Regions from separate parts of the Homo sapiens genome. Here all the other regions are linked to region 2. A link is a loop called in an ENCODE intact Hi-C map of the cell type or tissue named here. Cell type or tissue: psoas muscle. All regions are shown on one strand. Links, peaks and the distances in the headings refer to the core of each region. The heading gives the core; the rest is flanking DNA. Region 1 has its middle 51 kb from the start of PWWP3B. Region 2 holds the start of PWWP3B (PWWP domain containing 3B). Region 3 has its middle 210 kb from the start of RADX.

Evidence for each region. A loop is a pair of places that touch in the nucleus more often than their neighbours do. Peaks named below come from ENCODE experiments on the same cell type or tissue, not always from the same donor. Only the 100,000 strongest peaks of a DNase experiment are listed, where the experiment ranks them.
Region 1: a loop joins it to region 2, with 3 times the contacts of the local background. A loop is called at or near these places in 5 of 110 quality-filtered maps.
Region 3: a loop joins it to region 2, with 2.9 times the contacts of the local background. A loop is called at or near these places in 26 of 110 quality-filtered maps.

The regions. Positions count from the first base shown.
Region 1 is chrX:106,215,994-106,223,472 of GRCh38, forward strand. No RefSeq gene overlaps it. Among named protein-coding and RNA genes, the nearest start is that of PWWP3B, 51 kb to the left of the region's middle. In psoas muscle, for the core only: CTCF peaks have their summits at 4,397 and 4,599; no DNase peak of the experiment used is centred there; H3K27me3 peaks cover 254 bases.
Region 2 is chrX:106,167,340-106,174,818 of GRCh38, forward strand. PWWP3B (PWWP domain containing 3B) reads left to right here and starts at 966. Exons shown (of 4, transcript NM_001171020.2): 1 at 966-1,086; 2 at 3,673-3,800. In psoas muscle, for the core only: a CTCF peak has its summit at 3,171 (motif pointing right); no DNase peak of the experiment used is centred there; H3K27me3 peaks cover 580 bases.
Region 3 is chrX:106,394,156-106,401,634 of GRCh38, forward strand. No RefSeq gene overlaps it. Among named protein-coding and RNA genes, the nearest start is that of RADX, 210 kb to the right of the region's middle. In psoas muscle, for the core only: a CTCF peak has its summit at 3,839 (motif pointing left); no DNase peak of the experiment used is centred there; H3K27me3 peaks cover 329 bases.

The DNA of each region.
Region 1 (7,479 bases), core at 2,099-6,098, 50 kb after region 2:
TTTTTCAGAAATATTAATTGAATTTTTTACCTTATTAATATAAACTCTTAGATTTTCTTTTTAAGAAAATTTCTGAAAATTCAAAACAATGGCAGAGAAACTTTCTTATATATTATCCTTAATTTCAACAGTCTTTGCAAGAAAACAACCTGCAATTAAAGGATAAAGTTGATGCATTATCTGTATGCAGTCTATATGTGTGTGAATAAAATCTCAGCATGCAATAAATCATTTGGGCAGCCTTCAGGAAGATTGTTCATCCACATTTTCCTGAAATTCCATTTTTGGGAGTATCCATTATTTAACAATTGAATTGTTTCTTAAAACAGACAGTCTTTTTGGCTGTCTTCCTCACTGACACTGAGGGAGATTCTCTTAATATAGCCATCTACTCCCATGTGGAAGGCAGCTAGCATCATTGTATTCATGAACTGGCTGCTCCTGACCTATGACTCCACACTGACTTAAGAGTTCCTGTAGTCTAATATAAGCTGTAGAAAAAGCAAGCACTTTATTTTGAGTCTTTTAGCTCCAAATAGTCATTTGTCTCAAACCAAACAAGGTTTATCACCTTGCTTATTTGTAGAATAGTTTCAATTGGTTCCAGTAATACAAATGCTGACTAGTAAGTCATTCCAAACTGCTAGAAGGAGTATATGGACCAGAATCTAGAATTTTGAAAACAGCTCACAGAAAAAGCCTTCATTTGGTGAAATATGACAATATCGTAATATGGCTGAATATACACAATTAAAAAGTTAAGATCTGAAATGAATTGTTTTTCCTAAGGAAATACAGTTTTTGTGAGAATAAATGTTAGAAAGTCTAATTTATTTAAAAAACTGAATGTGAAAACAAATGCTAAGGTCTTAACCCAGATCTACCTGCATTTTTACTTCGTAGAATGTCAACTGCACCTCATTTGTGATGACATTGACACATATTCTTTTTTTTCACAGTAATGACTATGATAGTTGAAGTCTATCCTCCTGGATTTATAGGGGGAATAAGACATCTTTCATAATTTCCCTTTCACTTTGCAGAAGCTCCCTTAATAAAAATTATATCGCATTTCCTGTTGGATGGGAGATTACCCACTTACCTGTCACTTAGTAAGTTAATGTTTTAATAGAGAGACAGACATTCATTCAAGATAATTGCAAATAAAAATTGTAATACATTATACACATTTACAATGTGGATTTCAATATGTGATGTAGAAGATTAAAAATTATTTATTGGAGGCTGGGCACAGTGGCTCACGCCTGTAATCCCAGCATTTTGGAAGGCCAAGCCAGGCGGATCACGAGGTCAAGAGTTCAAGACCAGCCTGACCAATATGGTGAAACCCCATCTCTGCTAAAAATACAAAAATTGGCGGGGCGTAGTGGCGCACACCTGTGGTTCCAGCTACTTGGGAGGCTAAGGCAGGAGAATCACTTGAACCCAGGAGGCAGAGGTTGCAGTGAGCTGAGATCACACCACTGCACTCCAACCTGGATGACAGAGCGAGACTCCGTCTAAAAAAAAAATTTATTGGAATCACTGAAATTGTGGAGTAGGGAACTCCAAGGATCTGTCAACCCACAGGGGCAATAAAGATGCTAGCAAAAACTGTCAGAATCAACATTTTTTTGGAACTCTAGAATTGAATCTCGCACTGAATTGATTAGGTTTTATCATCAAAACAACTTGGCAATAATAAAGCCAATATTTTGCCCGTGTACCCCCCTTTCATCATATAACATTCAGTTGCTGCTATGGTCTTTGGCAACAACCATGTACTATGTTCTGGGAACATAATTTGGCATAGGATAATTGTCTTAAACTCTGGAAGTTGCTTCTCTTTTTTACTCATACCCATGAAGAGCTTTCTAGAATACCAGCTTCAGGACCATAGAAATTTTTTCTTTTGTTCTGTTCCATCTATAGTGCCTTGAACAGTGCCTGGCACATAAGAGGTACCCGGTAAGTATTTGTTAAATGAATTGAAAGAATGAGTAGTATAGATATCAAATCTCTTGGGTCCTGCTCTGTCTTGTATGTGAAAAAAAAGTAAAATTCCTGTGATTTCTGAGACCTTAAAAGCACTATCCAGTTCTAACAGCACACATCTCAGAATGTAGCTGCTGAAGCAAGCTCAGCACCATCCAAGCATCAGGGACACTTTTGGCCAAAAATAAATAGAAAAAAAGATACAGTGCAAGACTTTAAGTTTTTTTGGGTTTTAATTTAATTTCACACAAAAGCAGAATAATGTTATTAATTTTTGGAATTTATTTATTGGAAATTCATAAGGAAAAATAGTCTTTTTTTTCAAATTTGGAGCATCTCCATATTGTTGCCATTTTATTATTGGTCTATCTAAATGTGATCTTATAATCTTAGAACCTCTAATGTACCACATTGAGAAGCATAGCTGGACATAGGATGGGAAGTAGAACAGGGCGTAAACTTACAGCAAGAGACTGAAACTACAGAGACAGAAAGACTATGCTTGTAAATGGAGAGTCTGCTGCTAGAGATGTGGGAAATCTTGCTTCTGAGAGTGTGGAGAAGTGGCTAGATGAAGTTTAAAGTCAATTCAGGACTGTAGTGCCAGAAACACAAGGTTCAACAGACAAGTAGGAAAGTTTAAATATGCTGGATAGGAAGAAAAGTTACCTCTAATTGTATCTGGTGACAGGAGGGTGCAGCTACACACTTCGTTTACCAAAAACTTAATTAATGGTTAAGATATGTGTTAAAATAACAAAAACCTGGTGGAACATTGGAATGAGAGTGGGTTGGAGATCCTCCATGTTCCTTACTGCTTGCTTCACTGTTGAAGGAAACTGATTTCAGAGTAACGCTCCTAATCTCTCTCCCAACTTTCCTTCCTTAGGAAGGATGATTGAAGAGCTTGGTGAGCTTTGGGAGAAGAAATTAAGTATGACTGGATCAGACCCTTCTTTTGTTTTTGGCTGTCTGCAAGGAGGGTCCATTCTGGTTTTCTCTGTGCCATAATTTAAAATGGACCTGTCCTGTGCTGCTGAAAGATGGTGAAAGCAGTGATTTTCTAGCAATGCCAGAGACTGGATAAGTAAATCTGTTTAGTTCAGGGAGCAAGTATTTGCAAGCATTTTGGGTACAGATTATTAGCAATAAAGCTAACATTTTAATGTCTATCTCTCTGTCACTCGTCTTATTTTTTAGTCGATTCTGACCTAGAGAACACAAAGAAGTACTTAACAAATCTCTGTTGTATTAATCTCAGACAGAAAAAAAAGGTAGTTTAAATCTCTGAGGTTTCTAGAAGGATTTAATATAAATATAAATAATAAGCATGAAGAGGAATGTGAGAAATACAATTTTTGTGGATTATTACATTTTAGAAACTTTGGGGGATATTTCAGACAAAGTTTGAAATATAAAAATCATTCTACCGGACATGAGAGCATATTCCTCTTTCTGTGGGATTTCCCTTGAAAGGCTTTTGTCAGTTCTATTCTTTAATGAGCAAGATGAAACAATTAGTCTGAGATAGTTCTAATCCCAAAGTGTAATTCAAAAGCAATTACCTTCAGATGTATTTACACATCATTTAATATAAATATCATTTAATATAAATGGAACATTTGATTTTATTTGGGATTTTAGGATACAAAGAAGTATTAAATGAGAAGTTTAAAAAAACCTTTATCTAAATTTGGAAAGTTTGTGGTAAGTTATTGGCATGGACTGATATAAAATAATAAAATATTTTGCTTCTGGATTGAGAGTCCAGCTGATAAATATGTGGTTGAACTACTTAGTATAATAAAATGTGAGGGTTTTGTTTTTAATGCAAGGGAGAGTTTTATGTAGCACATTTGTGAGAAACAGAATTCTTCCATTGTATTACTGGGACTGTTCATTGAACAATGGAGAGTATTTTACATATCTTTACTTGCCAGGGTTTCTGTCTTCTAATGCCAGCCTTGGTTATTGGCTTCTGGGTATTCGCAACACTGATATTTCATTCTCTTTGGAAAGAAGGCATTGGTTTGTTGGTTGTGTGTGTGTTTGTGAGATCAAAGTAGTGGTAGAAATGTTTGGAAATTAGAATATCAGTTCTGGTTCCAGGTAATATAAAATAAAAACACTTCATTCATCTCTGCCACTGAATACAACCATAAAACTGGAATAGAATGCATAGAGCAGTTATGTAAGGACTCTGAAATGTAAATAGCAGAAGGCAATTTGGGAAAGAACACCCACATTCAAAGTATCCTGAACTGGCAGCAAGTTTAATGTTTTCTTGTTTTGGCATCCTCCAACTCAAATGTAATGCACTCGGAAACCCAGAAGTGAGCATTGTGGCACAGAAAAATGAGAACTCCAGAGAACGCCATCTAGTTCTGGCTGAAGGAATTGCAAATGCCTAATATTCTGAGAGCACAGATAATCTCCCTTTTTCTTTCCTTCTTTGATACACACCTCACACCATATATGAAAAATTTTGACAAAATACATCATCAAATTAAATGTAAAACCTAAGACTGCAGAACATCTAGAAGAAAAGATAGGCCAAAGTTTTCTTAGGTGTAACACCAAAAGCAAGATTCATAACAGAACAAATAAATCAACTGGACATGATAAAAATTAAAGCTATCCTCCTCAAGAGACATTGTTAAAAGAATGTAAAGACAAGCTACAGAGAGAAACTACTTTTAAATCAGATATCAGATAAAGGTCATATATCCAGAATATATTTTAAAAACCTCAGAACTCAATATGAAGATTAAAACCCTAGCATAAAATATCTAAAAACTCAATAAGATAAACAACACAACATAAAATGAGAAAATTTTCAACAACCATTTTGTTAAGGATGATATACACGGTAAGTTAGCACGTCAAAAGATGCCTAACATCATTAATTACTAAGGAAATGCAAATTAACACCAAACTAGTTCAACCATTGTGGAAGACAGTGTGGTGATTCCTCAAGGATCTAGAACTAGAAATACCATTTGACCCAGCCATCCCATTACTGGGTATATACCCAAAGGATTATAAATCATGCTACTATAAAGACAGATGCACATGTATGTTTATTGTGGCACTATTCACAATAGCAAAGACTTGGAACCAACCCAAATGTCCATCAATGATAGACTGGATTAAGAAAATGTGGCACATATACACCATAGAATACTATGGAGCCATAAAAAAGATGAGTTCATGTCCTTTGCAGGAACATGGATGAAGCTGGAAACCATCATTCTGAGCAAACTATCGCAAGGACAGAAAACCAAATACCACATGTTCTCACTCATAGGTGGGAATTGAACAATGAGAACACTTGGACACAGGGCGAGGAACATCACACACTGGGGCCTGTCGTGGGGTGAGGGGATAGGGGAGGGATAGCATTAAGAGAAATACCTAATGTAAATGATGAATTAATGGGTGCAGCAAACCAACATGGCACATGTATACATATGTAACAAACCTGCAAGTTGTGCACATGTACCCTAGAACTTAAAGTATAATAAAAAACAAAAAGAAAGAAAAAACATAAAATAAAAAAATAAAACCACCATGAATTAGCACAGTGCACTTATCAGAATGGGTAAAAGTAAAGGATTGACAATGCTGAGTTCTGGTGAGGATATGGAGAAACTAGAACTCTCATACACTGCTGGTGGGAATGTAAAACGGTACAGACACATTGGAAGACATCTCGGTGGCTTCTTAAAAAGTTAAACACACATCTATCATATGATCTAGTCATTCTTCTCCTAGATATTTACCTGAAGGACATGAAACCATACATCCATAGAAAGATTTGTGCAGAAACGTGCGTAGCAACTTTATTTAAATTAGCAAAATACTGTAAATTGGGAACAACCCAAATGTCTATTAAGAAGTAAATGAATAAAATACAAACTTTGATATAGCTACATCTATTCAGCTAGCTAACTATCATCTATCAATATATCTGATTAATTCAAATGAATGGTTGGCGTATGCTACAACATAGGTGAATCTCGAAATAATTATAAATGAAAGAAGCCACACAAAATAAAGTAGCTACTATATGATTATATTAATATGACATCACAGTAAATGCAAAATGTATAGGTATCTGGGGAAGAAGACAGGAGTTGCAGGGACTAGAAACAGTAAGACAATACAAAGAGGAATGAGGAAACTTCTGGGAATGATTGAAATATTCACTATTTTGAGTGTGCTGATAGTTTCATGGGTTTATACCTGTGTCAAAAACTACATTATATAATTTTAATACATACAGTTTATTATATGTCAGTTATACCCACTTAAAGCCATTTAATAAAGTAATGAAAAATACATACCATGCAAATACTCAGCAAAAGAATTCTAGAGTGGATATATTAACATCTGAAAACTTAGATTTCAGAACAAAAAAACATTAACAGGTATAAAGATGGACATAACATTAGTAAAGGGTAAATCGATCAAGAAGATCTAAAAATCCTAAATGGGCATGTGCCTAACAACTAAGTTTTAAAATATATTTAGCAAAAAACAAAAATTAAATGAGAAATGGAAAATATACAGTTATAATTGGAGATTTTAATACAATTATCTTAATTAATAGAATAAAGCGTTTAAGCTTGAAGCAGATCTAGACAAAACTATTAACTAACTGATCTGATTAATACTTATAGAGCACTCCACACAACAACTTGCATAATAAACATTTTTTTCAAGTGCACATGCGTCATTTACCAAGATAGACCGTATTTGGACCACTAAACAAATGTCAACAAAATTAAAATAATTAAAATTGTACAAAGTACCTACCCTGACCAAAATGGAACCAAACTAGAAATATATTATAGAAATATATTTCACAATCCTCATCATTTCAAAATTAAACAGTACTCATAAATAACTCAATATGTCAAAGGGGAAGACTTAAGAGAATTAGAAAATGTATTACAGGGAAAAGATGAAACATAACAATTCTTGTTTTTTGAGATGCTTCTAAAGTAATACTTAGAGGGTAATAGAAAGCACAACATTTTCAGAATAACAAATAATAAAGATTTCAAATCAACTACGTAAGCTTCCAATTAAGAAACTAGAAAAAGAAGAGCAAATTATACCTACAGAAAAAAGAGGGATGAAATAGTAAAAGTAAGAGCAGAAGTAAAAGTAAGAACCAAAAAGCAGATCAATAAAGAAAATGAATGAAATCACAAGTTTATTGTTTTAAAAGGTAAAAAAAAACTATAAGAAAAAAACAAATTACCAATTATAAAAATAAAGGATGTAACATCACTACAGATACTACAGGCATTAAAAATACAATAAGGGAATATTATTTAAAAGTTTATGCTAAAAAATTTAACAACATTAATGATATGAACTAGTTCATTGAAAGAAACTACCAAAGATCACTCAAAAAGGAATTTATAGCCTTCATAGTTCTATACTTACTAAAGAAATTATATTCATAGTAAATGT
Region 2 (7,479 bases), core at 1,217-5,216:
AAAATTGTCAGCTTTATTAAGAGGGGAAGATAAATTGCAGGACTTTGCTTGTGAGAGTGAAATGAGACTAACAGAACTCCAGACTTAAGGAAACCTATCCATCAGCCTAGAAGCATATTTCTCTAGTCTAGAAGACGCAGAGAGCCTTCAAGTTACACTGCTTTGAGATTTCTTCACAGTGAAGTGAATATCAGGAATAGGGAAGGACGTTGGGAATTCTCTGCTTGTGTTCTTTGCCCCTTTCTCTACTTTGTTGTTCATTTCTTTCTTATTGAAATGAAAGAACTAGCTTGGGTATATTTTTGTTTATCTAATCATATGGACAAACAAAAGCACTTGAAAAGCACTCCTAAGTTTGCGGCTGATTTTTTAACTTGGCCTATGGTGATTTTACGCTTAATACATTTTTTTTTTCAATTTCAGTATAATCAGATTTTGTCTGAGGATTTTTCTTTGGAAATGACCTAAGGAAAGAAGTATAAGAAACTTGAATAAAAGGAGAGATATATTATGTCCCAGGTTCAGATTCAAAATTGTAAAGAATTAATTCTACCTAAAATAAAGTATTAATTCACTGTAATCCAAATCAAAATACTTAGCGTATGTTTTTTTGTGAAGTTTGGCCAGTAGGTCTTAAATTTACCAGAAATAAAGTACAAAAGAGGATCAGAAAAAATATATGTAAGGAACGTTTTAACCACATCTTTATTATATGAAAAAGAGATTTGCTGTTGCTTCTCTTTTTCCATTAAAACACCTATCCTAGGGGGTTGAATGGAAATTGAACAGACATAGGTTACCATTACACTTTAAAGTACTTTAAGAGGAACATTTCTTCCCTTTAACTGTATTTCGGTTTAAGTTGGTCATTTTTCTCCTAAGCGAAGGAAGAACCTCGTGCTTTCCCCATCACGGAGAGGGGGCGGAGCATCCTCTAGGAGCTTGGAAGAAAGCTGCGCCCAGCCAGTCTTCGGGGAGGAGCTGCATTACACACAGGCTTCGGAGGCTTCCGTGGAGAAGCTTGGAGGTAATGGCTGTCGTAAATGCTAGTTATTTTCAGAGAGTTCTCGAAGATTTGGAATAAAGGTGAGAAAAGAAGAGAGTGCTGCTTAGGAATAACGGGAAAGGAGTGTCGTTCTGTGAGGGTCGTTGTTTCTGTGAGGGAATTAATATCTGTGTTTTGTGTTCCTTCAGATTATTTTAAAAGTCCACAGTCGGGGAGGTGGTAATCAACATTACACCTGTGGAAAAATATTCTTAAAGAGGTAGCAAAAGCTAACTTTTTAATAGAGCATTTTATGTTTCCATCAAAAGGCAGTGGTGGCTGAGATAAATGATGAAACAAAACTTGGGAGTTTAATCTTCCTTATTTTGAAAAAGGTTGTAATAGTCTTAAATGAAAAATTAAGTTGTTGGGGATGTTGGTTTTTTATATTACTTTGAATGTGTTGTGTTTCTAACAAATCTTACTGTTTTGGTGGAGTATGTTAGTAATTTAAAGTAATGCATAACTGTGCAAATTCGAGTATCTCTGAGAATTAGTTTGGTTATTTGTCAAGGGATACACAATGACTTAATATAATAGCTTTTTAAATAATGTGCAAAATATGATCTTTGTCTGTACTTCTACCTATCTCTCAAGAGAATTGTACATTCCTATTTGTACTGCAATGGAAAAAATCTAAAAGATCATAACAATAACAGACGTGCATTAGTATAATAAAACACAACAAACAATATACTTAGTAATAAAGGATGCCTGATAAAAAAGGATGTCAGGGGAAAAAGGAGGAAATTTTCCACTTCTTTCTTCCACATTTTACTTAGCATGTAGTTTCTATGTCGGCATAGAAACTGAGATGAGAACTTAAAATCATGGGGAAAAGCTACTTTCCCCAAAATAGCGTAAACTCATATATAAACAGGGAAAGGTGTTCAAATATGTGGCTAAATAAATGTAATTTTAAATAGTATATTCAAACATGTATGTGATGAGGAAAAAAATAAAAAGGATTAGACATCAAATGTATGCCGTGAACAACTCAGGGTTTGAGTACTGATGATGTGTATTTTCATCTTTAGATTTTTATGTACTTTTAGATTCTTTTGGAAACGATAATGGAGCTGAAAAGGGAATAATCACTTTTGTTACAGACACTTGAGCAAATAGCCACACACACATTCCATTGTCTTTAGCTGCAGTAGGATTTTTCTATGGGTCTGAGAAGGCTCATTACCTGATTGCTTGTGCTTTTCTTGCAATTCAACTATTGAGGCTATAGTCCAGACTCTGGTTCAAGCAGAACATATTTATCTTTATACTCCTGAGGAATAATTCGTAAAATGTTTTAAACATATTATGACATAGTCATATAGGATAGTATATCTATAATGTTGAATACTACGCAGCTGTAAAAGGAATGAGTTAACTCTAAATGCAATGATTAGAGTAAATGTCCAAGGTAGTTTCTAAAAATAAGCAAATTGAAGAATGGCCTGTATCATGTAATCCTATTTGTTTACCAAAAAGAATGTGCATGCATTCGTACAGTGTATGCAATAAAAACCTGGAAATATACATGCTACTTTATTAATTGGAGAAATCTGGAAATAATACATGCCACTTTATTAATTGGAGATATAAGTGTTCTTATATCTCCACACATATCTCCAATTAATAGACAGAATATTTTAACCTTCTATGTATTACATTTCCCCATTTTAAAAATTTCATTTTGAAAAGAGCAAGCCTGAATAATTTTCATCATGAGAAAAACATAAAATTTTAGAAATGTGGAAAAAATTTTGTAAAGCAATTCACAAAAAGATGATATGGAAAATAATTATTGATATGGAAAGATGTTCAAATATATTACTGGAGGAATAAAGGGTCTAGTTTCAAAAAGCTTCCACATTGGTAAGTCTCTACAGAAAAAAATCTAGAAATATACAGAGCAAACCATTACATTTTGACCATTGTTGTGGAGATTTCCTTTCTTCTTTGGAAATCCAAAAGATGTAGAAAGATATATACAATTTGCATGAGAGATATTATGATGAAAAATATTAAAATGAGAACATTATGATCCCATTTTTGTATAACACATGCACAGAACTCTTAAACTGAGAATGAAAAATTCTAGAAGCCTGAGTGTCTGCAGTTCTGGTTCTGGTCACAAGATGGTGCTTGCCAGGTTTACTAAGCTTTGTCCAGGCAAATATTTTTATGAAGTGGACAAAGCAATGAAATATGTTTTGTATTAGCCGACTATGAGACAGCATGTAGAGTGTGATTGAAATTCCATTCAAAATATTATAAATATCTAGAAGAAAAATCCCCACCAATAACTGACATGAAGACTCACACAGAAATCATAAAAAATGCTGCTACATAGAGTCTGGCCCATAGTAGAAACAAGTCAATTGTTCTTTCCCTTCTCTCTTTTCTCCACCTCATAATTTTCCTGAAGGATATGATTTTAGCATGAACGAAATAACATAACTGACCCAGAGAGCATTTCATATTATAATAACATGAAGGAAAATAGATGGCATCTACATCACAGATGAGATTTTGCCTCATTCCTGTGTTTTGGAATGACAGCCTGTTAGAGTTTAGGTAGGGAAATTTATTTACACCTTTTCCATTTCATTGGTTTGATTCCCTGCCAGCCGAGCCCCAGAAAGACAGGTCAACCACAGAAGTGCTGAGCCAGGTAAAGACCCTGCTGGACAAGCAGCTGGAGTGAGAATCAAGACAGCTGGACCACAGGACCAGACCCAGCAGTATCCATGTAACAGTGAGTAAGACTCTTCCCATTTCACAAAACATTTCACGGTATAAACATGTTGAGAACTTGGAGAACAATGTATTTTGCTTCCGGCTCTACAGTCATCATAGCATTTTAAATTAAAAGCCACATTTCATGTAAGGATTATGTTAGGTTGAGAATTTGGGGTGTACTTCATTTTGTTTCCTGTTCTACAGCTATCATGTTTGTAATTAAAAGTCATAACTTCTAGTTTTTGGAAAGAATCCATATATTATACCACTATGAAGAAATCATGCAAGAGGCTATGCAGGTGTCTCCCTGAGGCCTGACTCTGTAGTCCTTGACAACTATACTAGGTTGTCATACCATAAACTAGATAACATAGTTATAAAGGTTTCTTAGAACCTGCTTAAGGTCTTATGACCTTCTTGAATCACCTGTACAGTCATGCATGGCTTAACGATGGGGACATATTCTGAGAAATGCTTCAATAGGCGATTTTATCTGAGAACATTATAGAGTGTACTTGCACGAACTTAGATGGTATAGCCTACTACACACTTAGGCTATATGGTATAGCCTACTACACACTTAGGCTATATGGTATAGCCTATTGCTCCTATACCACAAACCTGTATACCATGTTACTGTACTGAATACTATAAGCAGTTGCAACACAACTGCCTACAGTGGTGAATACTGAATACTGTAGGCAGTTGCAACACAACTGCCTACAACATGGTGCTGTTGTCTCCTAGAATAACAATGCCCTTTTCTGGAATACCTCCTGAAAGACCTGCTCTGTGCCTATTTTACGATTAACATTTTTTTTTCTAAGTTGAAGGAATATACTAAAATAAGATTAAAAAGTATAGTAAGTACATAAACCAATAACAGTCATTTATTATCATTATAATAGTATTTGTATATCCAAACATATCTAAATATAGAGAAGTTACAGTAAAAATATGACATAAAAGACAAAAAATGGTATACCTGTATAGGGGAATTACCATGAATGGAGCTTGCAGGACTGGAAGTTACTTTGGGTAAGTCAGTGAGTGAGTGGTGAGTGAAAGTGAAGGCCTAGAATATTATGTATACTACTGTAGCTTGAACACTTAGGCTACACTAAATTTATAAAAAAAAATATTTTTTTAATAATAAATTAACCTTAGCTTATGGTAACATTTTACTTTATAAATGTTTAAATTTTTAAATCTTTTAACACTTTTGTAATAATACCTTAAAGCACTAACACATTGTACAGCAGTAAAAAAAATAAAATAAAATAATTTCTTTCTTTATATCCTTGTTCTATAAGCTTTTTTCCTATTTTAAAAAATTTTTTATTTTTTTTCTTTTCAAACTTTTTTTTGTTAAACACCAACACACATATTAGCCTAGGCCTACACAGGGTCAAGATCGTCAATATCACCATCCTCCATTTACACATCTCGTCCCACTGGAAGGTCTTCAGGGGCAGTAACACTCATGGTGCTGTTGTCTCCTAGAATAACAATGCCCTTTTCTAGAATACCCCCTGAATCAAGACCTGCTCTGTGGCTATTTTACGGTTAGCATTTTTTTTTTCTAAGTAGAAGGAATATACTAAAATAAGATTAAAAAGTACAGTAAGTACATAAACCAATAACAGTCATTTATTATCACTATCAAGTATTAGGTACGTCACATAATTGTATGTGCTATACTTTTATGCCACTATCAGTGTAGTAGGTTGTTTACACCAGCAGCACCACAAACAGGTGAGTCATGAATTGTGCTTCAGTGTTACAATGGCTGTGACCGACATCACTAGGCAACAGGAATTTTGCAGCTTTATTATAATCTTACAGGAACGTCGTCATATATGCAGTTTGTCATTGACTGAAATGTCACTATGCACGACATGACTATATTCTCTTAAATAATATTTTGTAGTGGTTTAACAAACTTAATTCTTTCCCAGCAACCATCACAAATCCGTGCCTCATAACGTTGTGCTGTCAGTGAGATTGTTGATGCTGAGCCTCATTGTGTCCGTGAGCTCTCCTTTGGTTGCCTTGGATAGACAGGGCAGTAGTGGCAGCTTAGAAAAGATTAGAACCCAGCATTCACTTACGATAACTCAGAGGGTTGCAAAAGGCCAAATTATCCAAGAACAAAAACAATGTCCCCGATACTGCCAAAGCTCCTCCCACACAATTCCTTTTTTATTACACAACAGAGAAAATAACGATGGGATATTGGGTTTGTGTTATAATACTTCTCTTTTTTGTACCCCCCCAAATATATTCCACACATCTAACCCCACCTATCTGATACCCATTATTCGTTCTTCTGACTTGTGTCTTGTCTATATTCTCATCGTCTACCTTCATCCTACTTAGTAAAGTAAATTTTTTATCTGATCTCTTTTCTTCTTTGCCATGTTTTAATGCAATCCAATTATCACCCATTGAAAATACTTTATTCAAGCTACTTTGTGAAGGTTCAGGGGGATAAAAGAGGCTACAACAGACGAGAACCATTTACTATCCCCAGATAAATAGAATGAGGCTTCTTAAAAAACAAAAACAAACAAAAAACAGCTTTTCTAGACAACTAAGTAGCTAAAACTCTTTTTATTATTGTATTTTTAAATATATTAATGGCTTAATATTTAATATTTGGACAATCTAGGTTAATATAGAGATACAGGTGACCCATGCATCCTTGCTGACTATGCTATCTAGGATATGGGAGATGACAACCTAGCATTGTTGTCAAGGATTGGACAGTTTTTCTCCGCTGAGCTAATAAAGGTTTCAAACCCACACTGTCTGATTTTTTGGCTGTCTGAAAAATTCAGAAACATAACCATGTCATAATGCCTTGGTGATAAACTCTTACAAGCTAAACATTGGGTCCTGCCAACAGAAATCCATATCTCACCAAAGAACTCTGTGTCATTTTAAAGTTGCTTACCAGGAAAATTTTGACCCAGGCTGACCCTTCTGTTATGAGTCTCTGGAAGAATGATGGCTTCTTTCTTTAGAGTCCCCAACGCAGACAGTTTTCTTTTATTCCATTTGATCATTACAGGAAGAGATGTGTCAAATGCAGCTCTGTGTCTCTAACCTGAATAGCGAGAATGTGGCAGGAGATGTGTTTACCCACTCACTGTGATAACAAATGGGGTTGTGAGGGCCTCACCAACTTTACCTAGTTTTATGATTTTTTATAACATTATCTTAAGAGACCTAAACCTCAGAATCATTATCCATTAGCAATGTGTAGGTTCTAATGCTTCCTGGGAAACAACACCTGAACATTAAAGGCAATAAAAATCTAAATTTAAATCTTAATTTTGTGAATATTTTGTGAATAAAAAAGCTCAGCAAAAGAGGATAAAAATGCAACTTTCCCATACTGAATTGGCAGCTGCAAACCGCAAAGCACAGGAGCAAGGAATTGCCAATTGTTAATGAGGGTAGAATGAAAATGGCAATTCTCTGTATAACGAATGATTTTCAGCCCCTGTCCAGGAATCACCATATCTGAAAGGGAAGCTGCTGCCAGGCCCCTATAACACAAAAGAGACTTCTCATAACTGATCTAAGGCCAAGTTAATGCTATCATGCAGATACGGTCAGTGCAAAAGCATAGTGCAGGCTGGGAGCGGTGGCTCACACCTTGTAATCGTAGCATTTTGGGAGGCCGAGGC
Region 3 (7,479 bases), core at 1,564-5,563, 230 kb after region 2:
GCAACTTGCAAGGTGCAGTAATTCAGGAGCAAGATGACCGAGGCCTAAGCTAGGGGCCTTATGATCAATGGAGGGATAAGAACAGAGTTAGGATGTTTTCCAGAGGTAGAGCCAATAAAAATCAGTGGGAACTGAAGGCTTGGGGACAATGGGGGAAGACCCTGAGGCCTGGTTAGTCAAAGTAGACTGAACAGAGATTTGTGAAGTAGACTGCATGGTGAAGAATATGCACACAGTTTTGAATAAAATGAACAGGGAGAGTGCCCAGGGTGCAAAGAATGTGTGCTCAAGTGCCTTACCCATAGAGTGTAATAGATGGAGCAGAAAGCTCCAGCTTGAGAAGCACAGCACCCTGAAGCCTGCATACCCATTGCCTCTTCAGCCACAACAGGGGGTGCATATTTAGGCTTGGTGCCCTCACAAGGGACTGTGGAAAGAGCAGAAGATCTCTTGTATATACAAGCAAAGAAGTGGCAGAAATTGCAGGGATAGAGCTAAAGGCCTGGAGATTGGAGGCCCGGGAGTGTTCAGCTGCATGTCTCTTCAGGGTCAGGAAGGTGGGATCTAGAGAGGCAGAGGTGTAGAGCCTGCGGAGGGCCACTGGTAGGCTTACCAGTTGGGTTGGTTTGCTGTGTCTCAGCTCTATTTGACCTAACACAAAGGTCTCAAGTGTCTGGAAGTGGCCTACTTCCAAAATTTGGTCTCAGATGGGCATTGTGTCCCATCAGCATCCTGTCCAAAACCTGTTGAACCACAGCCTTATTTGCACACTTTTTCCTGAAACAGAGAAGTAACTGGTTATCAGTAAATGCCACATTGCTTCTCAGAGAACAAACAGCAGAGAACACCCCAGCCCCTAACTTTCCTAGGAATTCCTTTCTCCTGCACACATACAGTCATGTCCAGTCATAAGTATATGCACTCTTCATACCCCTCTTCTCTTCCCATAGCGAGTCAGCCAGAAACATAGCAGCGAGGAAGACTCATCCTTCCCGCCCCAGCTTTTTTTCAGAGAGTGAGGCACAAAGACTGTCCATGTTACCAGGCAGGATATCAGGGTATGGGGAAGGCTTTCTGAGAAGTGGAGAGGGGAGGAAGCAGGCAAGTGGGAGCCTTCAAAAAATGCATTACTTCAACCTCTGAAAGAGCCCCACCTTGCAATCAGCATGGACATGGCTCTTGCGATTACAGGGAATCCTCCTTCCAGGGGCATCTGATTGACTAAAGAAAAGTAATCTTCCACCCTCAGTGCCCTCCTGAGCTGAGCCAACCAGTATACATTCTCCAGCTCAAAGTCACATTTCCTCTATGTGGCCTGGGACTGGGCATTTTGTTGTCACATCCATGTCAACTTTGCTCTTGTACACCTGTTCTCAGGGCTGGACATATGGCATGTGACACAGACAGACAGCCTTGTTCATGTAGCAGAGATTTGTGACCCTCACCCAATGAAGCCATTTCAGATTCTTGAGGCTCAGGGCTGGCTTCACAGAGACATCTATTCTGGAAGCTGGCATTACTCTCATTAATCATGTGCTTCCAGCCTAGAAGTGTCTTGGGTGAGTACATGTAAGTACCCAGCTGTAGCCCTGCAGAGAGCTGGCTTTTCAGAGGTCTCTGATGTGCTCACTCAAGACAACTGAGATCATTAGCAGGGCTGTTTCCCCCACAAGTAGCTTCTGAATGAGAACAGGCCCTGGGCCCTGGGCATTAATGAGACTCTTAGGATCTTTCTCAAATTAACAAATGAACTCCCCGCAAATCTCAGCATGTGTGTGTGTGTGTGTGTGTGTGTGTGTGTGTGTGTGCACTAATAGTCTCATGTGGTAATGTGGAAACTGCAGTGCTATCTGCTAGAACCTTACCCAACTACCTTTTTATTCCACTGGGTACATGTTCATTTCTGGTTTGCCATGTAAAAACTTATTCTCAATTATCTTTAATCATGAAATTTCATTTAGCAGCATTCCAATGTGTGCATGAATTATTCCTGAATTAAAGCAATGTACTCCAACCTGTTTCCAACCATGCTTTACCCATGTGCCAGCACTCAGGATCTATAGACACTGCAAATACATATTTATGTGTGATCTACATAAATAAGTGGATGACTGGCAAACATCTTCAGATATTATGAGACCCAAATAAATTTAAAGTAAACATAGAAAAGAACCCTGTATCTTCAAACATTTCACACAAGTAAGTACAAAATACACCCACTCCAGGCCACACAATTATACAACCATAGATTGCACAGTCTTATCTCCCTCCAATAGAGCTGAATCAATAATTTCTCTCTGTTGCATCAAAAAAGATCCCCTAGCCCTTTAATACACACACACGCAGAAAGCGAGAGAAAGACAAACATATATGCTTTAGATGGGCTAAAATGTGGGCTCAAACAGGTGTCTCTCAGGTCAATGTTGTGTGTCTTGTCCATCACCCTATAACCATTTTGGTGGCCTCTTCTTCACTCCATTGGTAAGGGAGGGATTCCTGTCCTAGGGATATGGGGATGGCCAAACACATGACAGTCAACACTGGACAGATGAAATCACTAGCAGTTTTATTAGTCACATACACTTAAAGCCCTGGAGAGTACATAATACACCACACAGGGCCACTTGGGGTTACATTCAGAAACACAATAAACAACCAGGGTTTGTAGGAGGCAAACTTTGTAGTATCAAAAGAATGGAGTGTCCCTGATTCCTGGGGGAGAATGTGACTGGCTTCTTCGAATAATTACACAGACTGGCAAGGAATTGAAACTCTCTAGTTAAAGATAAGCAGGAACTGCACTGGCTCATTTAATAAGGAGACTTGTTTTGTTAAGGGACCTTACCTGCAGGCACCGAGTGGAGAGGGGAATTTGCAGTTAGGACATTCAAGGTCCTCCTAATTTTACCAGATGTCCAGGAAGCGCATAATATTAATTTAGGCCTTGCACCATAATTGACTCCTTGATGCCTTCACATCAATATAAATTCTGGTGATGACTGAGACTTCTAGAGAATAGAAGTGCCTCTTTAGGAAGTGAAGTGTCTACACACATACACAAACATACAAACACACATGCTGATACAGTTTGGATCTATATCCCCACTCAAATCTTATGTTGAATTGTAATCCCCCACGTTGGAGGTGAGACATTGTGGGAGGTGATTGGATCATGCGGCAGTTTCTTGTGAACGGTTTAGTACCATCTTCTTGATACTGTCCTCACAATAGTGAGCGAGCTCTCACAAAATCTGACTGTTTAAAAGTGTGTGGCACCCTCCCTCATCTCTCTTTTGCTCCTGCTCCGGCCACGTGAAAGTGCCTGCTCCACTTTCACCTTCTACCATGATTTCAAGTTTCCTGAGCCCTCCCCAGAAGCCAAGGAGATGTCATCATACTTCCGGTACAGCCTGCAGAACCATGGACCAATTAAACCTCTTTTCTTTATAAATTACCCAGACTCAGGTATTTCTTTATAGCAGTGTGAGAACAGACTAATACACATGCCCTGGGAATGGGCTAAAATCTGGACTCAAACGGGTGTCTCTCATGTCTGTTTTGTGTCTTGCCTGTTATCCTGCACCCTGTTTTGATCACCTGTTCAACCCTATTGGTGAGAAGGAAAAGTGTCTACTTCACTTCCTAGGGAGACAGGCAGGGACAGGGCCACCTGGTGAGGTGGTCATCAAAAGCATGAACTTCAGAGGTGTCCCCCTTTATGGCCAATAAAGGCAACTGAGGGACCTGAGTGGCACTGGTATAGTGAATCCATGTCCTAGAAGGCATTAATTTAGATTAATCAATGCCTGTGGTAATAGTGACACCTAGAGGAGTATCACTTTGTAACTTAAATAGGAGTTCTTTGAGGAGCCTATTATGCCTGTCAATTAAACCAGCTGCCTGGGGTCTATAAGGGTAGTGGAAGCTCCATTTACTGTCTTATTCAAGAGCCTAGATTGTGTATTCTGAGAAGTGAGGTGAGTGCTTTGGTCATAGCAGTAATGTCTGGAACTCCAAAGGGGATAAGGAGTATCCTGTTGAGGCCTTGTACTGGGCCTTAGCATAGTCCTTCCTCATTGTTTGCAAATTCCATATTTAAGGATTTACCTACTCACTGAAACTTATTTATAAACCCCAAATCAATTCTTGCAGTGCTTCTGTGGTCATTCATAAACATGCATAGATCAGCAAAAAAATTGAATTATCTGGTGCATGTGTTCCCAGCTGAGGTTGGATAAGGTGATGCTCTGCCTTCTTGTCTCAGCTCTCATACCATAAACAAGTATCCTTTTTGCAGTATATTTAATACCACATTGTTCAAACTTTTATGCTTTTTATTAATAATTTCACTGTTTAAAATTGCCCCCAAGCATAGTGCTAAAGTGTTGTCTAGTGTTCCTAAGCACAAGAAGGCTGTGATGTGCCTTATGGAGAAAATACATGTGCTAAGCATGAGCATAGTGCTGTTGTCCATAAGTTCAATGCAAATGAATAAACAATATATATTAAATAGCAATGTAAACAAATCAATAATATACATGAAATAAAGTGTCTTTAAACAAAAACACATATAAAACAAGGTTATATACTGACTGGCTAATGAAAATGTTGTAACCAGAGGCTCACAGAAAGTGAGCCTGGATTTACTCTAGGAACCATGGTTTAATATTCACTAATTCAGTGCTCACAGTGACTTTATAGAACATAACTACCAGAAATAATGAGAATCAACTGTACATGTAGGAACATCTGTTATCTTGTGTGTCAGACTGCTAGGGCTGCCATAACAAAATACTACAGACCGAGTAACTTAGACAATTAAAATTTATTTTCCCACAGTTCTGGAGATTTGAAGTCCCAGATCAAGGTGCCAGCAGTATTGATTAATGGTGAGGCCTCTCTCCTTGACTTACTGATGGCCGTCTTCTCACTGTGTCCTCACACAGCCTTTCCTTTGTGCAAGTGCAGAGAGAAAGAGCTCTCTGGTCTCTTTCTCTCCTTATAAGGACACAGGTTCTATCTGATAAGGGCCCTACCCTTACGACCTCATTTAACCATAATTACCGCCTCAAGGGTCCTATCTCCAAATTCAGTCACATTGGGAGTTGGGGCTTCAATATAGGGATTTGGGAAGACACAATTCAGTCTGTAACACCCTGATTTATATTTTGGGTATCTGCAAGGGAATAGATTCCCAAAGTTCCTTACTTTGGGGGCAACTCTGAGGCAATGGCCTAAGAGTTCATAAAACTGTACTTACTGGGCCATTTGTTGGTCATGGCACCCAGTGCTAAGATGATGGCTGAAGTTTGGCCAATTGTGCTGACTCTTTGTTTCCTGCCCTTTATCACAGACATCCTGGTTAAGAAATGGATAGCAGTAACACGTATGATGGTGACAATATTGTCTATAGAATAAACTCCCATTGCTGTTCACTAATTTGATCCCAAAGGGCTCCCCACATAGCTAAGGGATATAGGGTGACCTCCTCCAGCACCATGGCAATTGGCAAGGGACTGAGGATAGCAGAGGTCATTCCTTCTTACATGTATGATCTGCCAAATGCCCAGATTTGGTTCCACCCTGTATCAAAGAGGCTTAAGTAACCATCATGACTTCACAGGGTGCTGGTTCCATGACCCAAAGCATATTGGACAACTACAGAGGTAGAGAACCAAAGGCTCAGGGTCTATGAGAGCCTCTATTTTGGGGACATCCAGCATATGGCCAGTTATTCTCACTCTAATGGTATATAGTGCAAGGCTTAGTAGGGCAGTTTCTTGCATCAGAAGCCTTCAATCAACTTATAACCTTTATGGCTGGTCCATTGACCACAGTGAGGGCATGTCAGGAGGTTACTAAAGCCTCTACAATAAAGGAAACTCTCATAGCACTAACAGGAGTGCCCATTGGTTTAGATTAAGACAGATTCTAGAGCTTTTTGTTGGAAGAGGCCCATTCGAGCTGTGCTGATTTGCAAGTAATAGCAACAGTGAGATTAAGACAAAATCGTAAATGAGGACTATGTTGCCCTCAGAACTCAGAAATGGGTAAAAGATGCTGAACTTACATTAACATTGCGGGTGATGAGACTGTCAGTAGTTGGTTTTTGACAGTGTCAAGGATGGAGCAGTTCTGGGCTTACCAAATAAATTTTAGGAACTTAACAAAGGTGTTGAAACCTTACAATAAGTGTGGGGCAATGGCCCATCCCCTCTTTATGAGCTCCTTTATGAGTATACTTAATGAGTGTGTCAAATAAATCTCTTTGGAGGAGGGTGTCTCTTATGTAACATCATACCTGTGCTCCTGGAGAATGGTGGATACAGTTAAGAACTTTCCTGCAAAGACTATTTGCAATGGCAAGGTTGCTGACATACCCCGTGGGTAGCCTGGTAAATGTGTATCATGTCTCTTCAGAGGTGAAGGCAAACTGAAGCTGAATGGCTGTTGATACAGACACAGAACAGAAAATATTAGTCAAATGTAAAATGGCAAAATGTTTGCTGGTGCAGATTCAACGGAGTCAGTAATTTCAATAAGATTGGATATGGGGCCTTAATGGACAGGACCATAGGATTAAGATTGCAGTAATACACTATGAAGTACCATTCAATTATTCCAGGTTTAAGAACAGGCTAAACTGGGCTGTTAAATGGAGAAGGAGTGGGGATAATTACCCCTTCATTCATTAGGTCTTATGTAATAAGTTTCATACTTGAAGGCCCTATTTTGAATTTACATTGTGCCATATTAACTGTTTTTTGTTTGTTTGTTTTGTTTTTTGTTTGTTTGTTTGTTTTTTGAGACAGAATCTCACTCTGTCGCTGGGCTGGAATACAATGGCACGATCTCAGCTCACTGCAAACTCCACCTCCTGGGTTCAAGCAATTCTCTTGCTTCGGCCTTCTGAGTAGCTGGGATTACAGGCACCACCACACCTACCTAATTTTTGTATTTTTTGTAGAGATGGGGTTTCACCCTGTTAGCCTGGCTGGTCTTGAACTCCTGACCTCAAGTGATCCACCTGCCTCAGCCTCCCAAAGTTCTGTGATTACAGGCATGAGCCACCACAACTGGCTCATATTAACTATTTTAATTAGGCAGTCCTTAGAGTCTCATTTTGTCAAACCAATTTTTAAATGCAAAGACTTAATTTAATTGTAATTTATAACTTATTGGGTCCAAGCATCCGTGCCCACTATGGGATATTTTTGGGCAATGGTATTTTAATCATGGAGAATTAAGACAATAGTTCTTGTACCACATCTCCTCAACACATAATCAGTGGCCAGAGTAAGTGACTGTGGAGATCTGCCCAAGACCTTACTCTGCAAAGATAGATGAGTGGACCATGGAATGAAGGCATTCAAGCACCTAGCCTTGCAGTAACAGGTGGGCTGAAGCACAGGGTTCCGTCTCAACTGGACACCCCCTTTCCCACCTCAATGCTCTCTTGGGGCCAGTAGTAGACAGGGT